Linked DNA regions of Homo sapiens: region 1 is linked to region 2. Evidence: chromatin contacts called from ENCODE Hi-C data. All regions are on one chromosome and are shown on one strand. Each heading gives the region's core, a stretch centred on a gene start or an enhancer-like site at or near the end of the contact. The rest is flanking DNA. Distances are from core to core; before and after follow the strand shown. Region 1 holds the start of SNX10 (sorting nexin 10). Region 2 overlaps SKAP2 (src kinase associated phosphoprotein 2).

Region 1 (3,867 bases), core at 113-2,612, 370 kb before region 2:
GGGATTACAGGCGTGAGCCACCGCGCCCGGCCCAAGTTACCAGTCTTAATAGGGTCAAAATTCTAACAGATATTCAAATGACTTTCAGTAGACTCTCCAAGGGTTTGTTGCTGCTTTGTCTACAGCTGTAAAGTCATGCTCTTGACAATAAGTTCAGAAAGATTTTAATTTTACAGAATCTCTTAGGATCTTAGATACATGCTGCATTTTGTTTTCTACTCAATGTTTTTCTTTGCGGAGCATAGGGACAAGAATATAAAAAATACACTTTAATTTGATTTTCTTTCTTTTTTTTTTGAGACAGAATCTTGCTCTGTCGCCCAGGCTGGAGTGCAATGGCATGATCTCGGCTCACTGCAACCTCTGCCTCCCGGGTTCAAGCTATTCTCCTGCCTCAGCCTCCCGAGTAGCTGGGATTACAGGCGCGCGCCACCACGCCCAGCTAAGTTTTTGTATTTTTAGTAGAGACGGCATTTCACCATGTCAGCCAGGATGGTCTCCATCTCCTGACCTTGTAATCCACCCGCCTCGGCCTCCCAGAGTGCTGGGATTACAAGCGTGAGCCACCACACCAGCTTAATTTGATTTTCAAAAGTGATCATGGTTGCATTCACTTGTGTGTCATGACTTGGGTGCAATTTTAGGAAATTAAATACCAGTGATTGAGGGTTCAGCAATACAACTTCAAGATCCAAGATGTTAAGACACAACATTGTATATTTATACGTTTTGTTAGGGAGTTAATGTAGGTGTGGTGAACAGATGCGTTTTCAGGTGGGCCTGGAATGGTCCCTGGAGGATGATCAGCGACAAGCTGTATCTAATGGGAAAATTCATGCTTGAAAAATGAAATATTAGGCTATGCTTATTATTCTGTGTCATTCAGTCACTTATTAGCAGTTTAAGTGATGATTGTGGTTTCCCATGCAAACAGGTGTGGGGACCCAGCCTCAGGTGCCATTTGGGAAATGCTTTCCTCAGTCAGGTCCCTTGGCAGATCTCATTAGCTTTCCCCCCAAATGTTTTATTGAGACATTTCAAACATAGACAAAAACTGAAATAATTTTATATAAACACCATAGCCCACCACCTAGATGCTATGAACATTCTGCCATTCTTGTTTATCACGTTATTTATCCGTCCTCCTCCCCATCGGCAATCCTCCCCATAACTGTGGGGTCAGGGTTAGGAAGCTTAAGGTGACTCAGGTGGCGAATTCCGAAGGGTGCCGCTGGAGCACCTCCAGCCTCAACGTCCGGACTAATGGGGGCATTTCCTCCCTAACTCAATTTCAGGAAGCAGGAGGCTAGCTCTGCAGGGTGGGGGCGCACCTGGGCTGGGCTGCGCGGAGGCGGCGGAAGCACTAGGCGCGGCGCCCACAGGCGGACGGCTGGCGCTGAGCGCGGGCGCGGGGCCGCTACGTGCGCGGGGAGCGCGGGGAGCGCGGGGAGCGCGGGGCTGCGCTCGTGTGCGCTCCTGGGCGCTCGCCGCCGCCGCTGCCGCCGCGCGCCTTTGAGTCAGCAAACTCCGCGGCCCGCAAGCCCGGCTCGGCCCGGCCCTGCTCTGTTCTGCCCGGAGGAGCCGCCCGTAAGTGACAAGAGACCCGCTGAGGGGGCCTCCCCTGCACCGCCCAGGTGGGGACGGCGGCCCTTCTTTCCAGAGGCGCGGGCCCTTCCCGCTGTTCCCAGGTGCCCGCACCCTTGCGGGCTGGAAAGAGGTTTGGGTCCCTTGGGCTTGGAGCAGAGGAGCCGCCTCCTTTTCAGCCGAGGTGTGCCGGGCAGGGAGAAATGATCAGCGCGGTAGAGCGGGGAGATGGAGCGCGTCGATCCAGGGATTCTTGGCTAAAAAGACACCCCGGGGAGAGGGTGGGGCAGAGGTGGATTCTAGATTACGGAAGAAGTGCTGTGGCACCTTACACCAGGCCGGGTAGAAGGGGGTGGGGAGGTGGTTTTTAAAATTTATTTATTTATTTTTTTATTCATTCATTAACGGGTAGCCTTGAGTTGAGGAATTGGGAGGGGTAGGCAGGTTTATTCGTGGGATTGTGGGATTGAGGGAGAAGGCCCAGGGGAAAATCCATATAATTGACTGATTATCAGATTTGGTGACCAGGAAAGCAACAGCCTGTTTTTCAGTTCCGATGCATCATACTTTTCTCAAATTACACGGATTATTGAGGGGGATCGTCACGGAATGGGGAGCAACATGTCCTGCTGAAAGGAAGGGCTTCTATCTCTACAAGACACGTTAAAAATGATGGTATCAGAAAATTAGAACGGGGAGGAGGCTTGCACATGATCTCCATCAAACCTTTCATTTTACAGACAGGGAGGCTAAGGCCGAGGGACGCTGAGTGTTGGGACCAGGATCATTCAGCCAGATGGGAGCAGAACCAGGCCTACAACCTGGCAGGCTTCTGACTTCCACCCCGGAGTTATGTCCACCTCTGGGGCCTGGGAACTGGGTTTGGATTGCATAAGCTCCCCCTCCTCTCCCAGGAGGGGGCTGGGCTGGAGGCTGAGGCCTTCGCCAGGAAGAAGCAGGGACTGCTTGGATAGTTGACCAGCTTCTGCAGGGGCTCCTCAGTGAGAGAATGGAGGTGAGGTCAGGGACTCCTGCCTTGCCTCTGCCATCACTTCCAGTGATGCCTATTCCTAAGGTAGGTACATAGCTGGACCTTCATTATTCTTAATATTATTTACTTTTTTCTTTTTCTTTTGAGACAAGGTATTATTCTGTCACCCAGGCTGGATTGCAGTGGTGCGATCTTGGCTCACTGCAAACTCCACCTCCCAGGCTTCAGTGATCCTCCCACCTCAGCCTCCCTAGTAGCTGAGACCACAGGTGCGGGCCACCACACCCCTGGCTAACTTCGGTATTTTTTTTGTAGAGACAGGGTTTTGCCATGTTGCCCCAGGCAGGTCTGGAAGTCCTGAGCTCAAGCAATCCACCTGCCTCGGCCTCCCAAAGTGCTAGGATTACAGGGGTGAGCCACTGCGCTCGGCCTTTTATTACTATTTTTTAAAGGAAGGGTAGACTTGAGATTGACTGATAGGGCAGTTTTTAATAAAAATACAAAAATAAAATACATTTAGAAGAAACTGTGTGAAGATGTGAAATATCAGTGATTAGCATGGACTCAACTGGTCGTCCTGTTTCTTCTACCAGTCCATTTCATTCTCACTTTTGATTACCATTTAACTGGGGAGGACATCAGTGTTGACAGTGGGACTTGCTCAGGCTGACACTGTGCCCCACCAGGGAGTCTCCCCTCCAGGCTGGTACACACTTCCTCTTATTTTACTAATGGGAAGGACCCCTGAGTTAGGTAACCTAAAGTAATAGAAATAAGCACGTTCATTAAAAAAAATAAAAGTATGTTAATCAAAGAGTAACGTTGGTGTTCTACAGCAATTCTGCTGGGCTTTGGAGCAGTGGATATCTTTTCTCAGCCCTAGGATCACTACTTTCATTTTAAGGCTTCATTTTGCTCGTTAAGTTACTGGGGAAAATAACTTCTTTTTTCCGTTTTTAGTGACAGGGCTGTGGTTTCACAACCACTTGGTGAAAGGCAGACAACTGGTTGAGAACAGGGGCCAGTCTATGCAGATTTTCATTTCCTAGCATGGCGGAGAAGGGCTTTTGGCCAAGCTCATGGTTGACTCTGTGGGGAATCCCCCAAATTTAGCATTGTTATCTCCAAACATCTTTTTCTTAGTAATCTGGTAGGTATGAATTAGCTCTTCTGTTCTCTAAGCCCTGTTCAAAGAGGAAGGTATATAGTGTAGTGGTTAGAACTTGTGATTCCAGACCCATCTGAGTTGAAATCTTGGTATAATAATTTTCTAAGTATAGTTTTGTTGGCGG
Region 2 (4,314 bases), core at 701-3,200:
TTTACCACCTCTCTGGTTAAATTCCAGAGCCATAATAGTGAATGTTAGTCCTTACTTATCTCTTAATCTTTTCACTCTCCCCAACCCTCAGCCTCCAATCACTGAAGTACAAAATTATTTAAAAAGGACTTGTTCAAAAAACACAACAGAAGTCTTTATGAGGTCCAGTACAAGGCACTGCTTGGGTGTCCACGGAATAAGACCTTGTACGTACTTATGTATCAGATATTCCAATAAAAATTCTTCTTAAACAAATTCATATCTCAACAAGCAAAAGTCAGGTCAGACATTGCCATCACTCAGTTACAAAATTATACATGTTTTACAATGAAGTTTACTGATGGTACAGTTTGTTAACAATCCTTTATGTGTTTAAACCAATCAATTAAAACCCATCTCCTAAAAAACAACTATTTGAGACAGAAGCAGCTGGATTTGCAGTCCTCTTCAAGGCTCCCCTGGCTGGTCCCTTTACTGGGCTTCACATTGGAGGAGGTGGGAAGGATGGGAAAAGGTCCTTAGAAAAGGGTCAGTTTGGCTTGGTGTCCTCTCTGGACTCTGCTGCTTTGATTGACTTCCTATTTTCATCTGGACTGGAACGTCAAGTGTTCCTGCATAAAAGTTTCGTCTCCATTGCGGATCAGCTGCTTTGGATCTGATATGATAACCATGGTATGCTTTCCTGACTAGTGAGCCAAATTCAGCTATCCAATTGTCAATTATTGGATGATTCTTTTCACATGCTTCAGATTATTTTCTAGAAATGGTGACCTCATCAGTGGTCAACAAGCATTTGTTGTGTGCCTATTATATGCAAAGAATCCAAATAAGCATTTGGTTTTAATTCATCACAGTACTGCGCAGCAGAACAGTGTTCAATTCAGGGCAAGGAGGCTGGTGTGAGGCTTGGTTAGGTAACTCACTACCCTAAGGCTTTGGGGACAAATTATTCAGCCTGTTTCCTAATCGGGAAAATGGTAATGAATAACAGAACTTACTTCATAGGGTTGTTATAAGAATTGAATGAAAAGTGCACAGCATGACAAATAGTAAACACTCAGTAAATGTTAGCTATTACTATTACTAGTCTGACTTAAACTGTTATCATCACATTTGATGTGATAAAGAACACAAGGTTTTCTAAATAGACTCCCATGGGAGCTGGGAGGGGAGGGTAGTAGATGAGAATCTGCTTATTTGTTGGAATTTTCTCCTCCACGAAAGCAGCTGTCTTTAACCAGCATACACTAGTGTCATTAATTTTCTCCTTTGAGAGTACCTGTGTGACACTTTCCTCAAACAAGAAGTAAATTGCAGTTCAAGCTACAAAATGGCACCTGCTTTTACTCTAGCAGGAGTGATATTTTTATATTAGAAAGTTGAGGCCAATAAACAGAAAACAGACAAGGGCTGTGCTATATTGCCTCTCCGAGTAATGGATAACAAAAAAGAAAACTGAAAAGAAAAAAAAAAAAAAAAAAGAGGAGAGAAACCTAGGGAAACACCTTCCAAAGTTCCAGCATTAAGAAAGGTACTTAAGAGATGGGCTTTGGGAGCAGTTTCTATATTCACGCCTTTGCACATAGTCAAGTGTTTTGGCTTGCTCAACTTCCAGCCCCTCTCTCAACACTGAAGACCTAAACTGAGCAGTGGTATGACTAAGGCGACTTTCTGCATTTACAGTTCCTTTCATTTTGGGGACTCAAAGCACTCAAGTTAACATAATCATACAACTTTAAATAAACAGGGAGTAAAAGTTAACAAAAAGGACAAAAGCTAAATTATGATTAGATTTGGCAGCAACTGTGAAACTTCCCACTTACTTGCACAAATTTTTGATCTGCCCAAGGCGACAGCTAGAATGCTTTCAAGATCAGATGCAGGAAAGGCTTCTCTGATATTACGCAAGTGGAATGCAGGGCAGCAGTGATTTGAGATGTTTCACTGGAAAGTGAAAGTAGATCACTTGCCCCAAGCTGCCCGAGGAGGCACCTGTGCCTCTTATTTGAGGTCACAACACTGAACACAAGGGAAGAAAGGAAGGAAACATCTAAGGACAATGTACCACAACTCAACTTTCTTATTATTCACAATCTCACTCAATTCTGTTATAACAATAAAATCCAATCTACTTGTTGATAGTATTATGGGATATACTAACTGTATAAAGGCATTTTCTCTACCAGGTTTACTAGTCAAGCTCTTTTCTTCTTAAATCTCATGTCTTGAGATATTGTGGGGTGCCAAATCAGTTAATTAACAAATATTTACTGGATCCACACCATATAATGTGTACCATGCTGGCAATAAATAATATGTTTGTGTATAAGTAATGGTAGAACAGATTCTACTAGCAGAAACAAGAAAAAGCCCCTCAAACATAGCATTAATGAAATGTCATTCCATGCTACTGTGATCATATGATTTTTAAAGTATTTATCTCATCATAAAATAGTATGCTATCAGAGGTTCTAACAGATATTCTGGAAGAACTCAACTATAAAGCAGTAGGCGTATAATAAACTGGCTAAAGCTGAGATGTCTAGAAATCTCTTGTTCCCAATCCAGAGTATAAACTGTTGTGCATTTGAGTATATATTAAACTTGTATAATAATATTTTAACAATGTAGTACTTATTGTTTCTCTGTATTTTTGAATACTAAGTATATTACTATAAATAAGATCATATTCATCAAATGTTTTTATTTTATATATATATACAGTGTACACACACACACACACACACAAAGTATTCTTTCAACCTTTGAGTGAAGCTGTGTTTTCCATGGCTTGATCATGTTTTGATCTCCACTCTTCACCACCTCTTTCTTTACCATGTGGATTGCTTTCAATAGTCATGAACCTACTGAACTCAAGAGAAGCAAAAGTGATCTCTATATGGTGTGTGTCTATAACTCCAACAAATGAAATACAAATGACTGATTTATCTGAAATTTAGAACTTTAAAAATTCTCACAATGCTTCACTCAGTCTCACTGATGAAGTTCAAGCTCTTAAACAACATGTATATTAGGGTTAATTTTCTTCTAATGGCTGAACTGCAAATCTGAATTCATAATATCTAACTCAGTTCTATTTTAAATTATGACCCTGGATAGTACCAGTCTATGAATAAGTAGCAAGTAGTAGAGTGCAGAAATTACATGAAATTATATAAAAAGTAGAAATCATAAGAACTAAGAGTGAGCCTTTGTACACATTTAAGAAACAGTTGAATGGATGCCCTACTCTTTGTGCAAGGCTATATTCAAAGTGGTTGTGTAATGATAGCAAAAAGTGAAACAAAACAAAACATGAAACAAAAACGAAACCCCATATATATGGATTTCACCTACACATGGTTGAAAAGTGATTTCTTTTTCCCATGGTCCTATAATACTTTATGTAATTATCTGTAATTAAATTAGCACACAGTAAAAATAATCAGCTTCCAATAAAATAAAGTATTCAAAACAATTGCTGGACTAAATGACATTCTTTTTCTATGAAAGAAAGTGTCATATGCAGCAAAGTGGCAAAAATAGAACGGAGTGAGCTGTGTTAAGTGTAAATCCTAAAGCAATGAAAGTCATTTGTATTATCCTTACTTCTTTGAATAAATTCAGATGACAGCCCTATTTCATTTCTTCATTCAGTTTGGCGGCCAGATGGCATTAGAATCATTTACTTCACCTTGTTGTGCTTAATTACTACAATCAACACACTATTTTCCAAATTAATCATAACAAAGTAATTTCATTAGTAACACAGCAGGCTGTTGAATTATTAGCATCATAACAGTTTGCAAACAATTAAACTTTATTTGAACCTTAAAAATTTGCAGAGTGGAACATTATTGTAAGATCTAATGGCAATAGAGTACAAATTCAGTACAGAGCAAATAATCAAGCAAAATGCTATATAAAATATGACTTACAATCACCTTTGAAAAAAATTAGCTCTCTAACTGTTCACAGAAAAACAAATAAAAGCTAAGCAAACATAATGAGACCATAGCAATTAGCATATTTTCTAACAAGCCATGTTGTTTAAATTTATATTAATGATATTATTATGATCTTGAAGAGTATGTGATATATTGTCAAGGGTGTAAAGAAAACTCTCCCTGGTTTGTATACAAATGATTTCATCAAATGAATATAAAGCAGTCATGAATTGAAAGTAATGATTATTTGTCCTGTCACTCCAGTTTTAAGTCTTTTCTTTCCTTTCTTATGTCTCCCACCTATATTCAAGTTTTAAAAGAACAAAGGCCGGTGGAGATCTGAACAGAAATAACACCTTATTTCTGT

The links. A loop is a pair of places that touch in the nucleus more often than their neighbours do. Pooled maps may share reads with other maps.
Region 1: a map of HepG2 shows a loop between it and region 2 (8-fold over the local background). The contact joins the promoter of SNX10 here to the enhancer-like site in region 2. A Hi-C loop is called at or near these places in 8 of 168 maps with a recorded cell type or tissue (B cell, CD4-positive, alpha-beta T cell, CD8-positive, alpha-beta T cell and 4 more), 17 of 37 single-sample maps with no recorded cell type and 18 of 50 pooled maps.

Annotation. Positions count from the first base shown.
Region 1 is chr7:26,290,500-26,294,366 of GRCh38, forward strand. SNX10 (sorting nexin 10) reads left to right here and starts at 1,363. Exons shown (of 7, transcript NM_013322.3): 1 at 1,363-1,587. RefSeq lists silencers at 1,387-1,626, 1,777-1,856 and an enhancer at 3,348-3,397.
Region 2 is chr7:26,663,266-26,667,579 of GRCh38, forward strand. SKAP2 (src kinase associated phosphoprotein 2) reads right to left here. Exons shown (of 13, transcript NM_003930.5): 13 at 3,803-4,314. Among named protein-coding and RNA genes, the nearest start is that of LINC02860, 28 kb to the left of the region's middle. Within about 2 kb of position 1,951, at least 6 of the 41 ENCODE cell types and tissues checked have a DNase peak (open chromatin) inside an H3K27ac peak, as active enhancers do.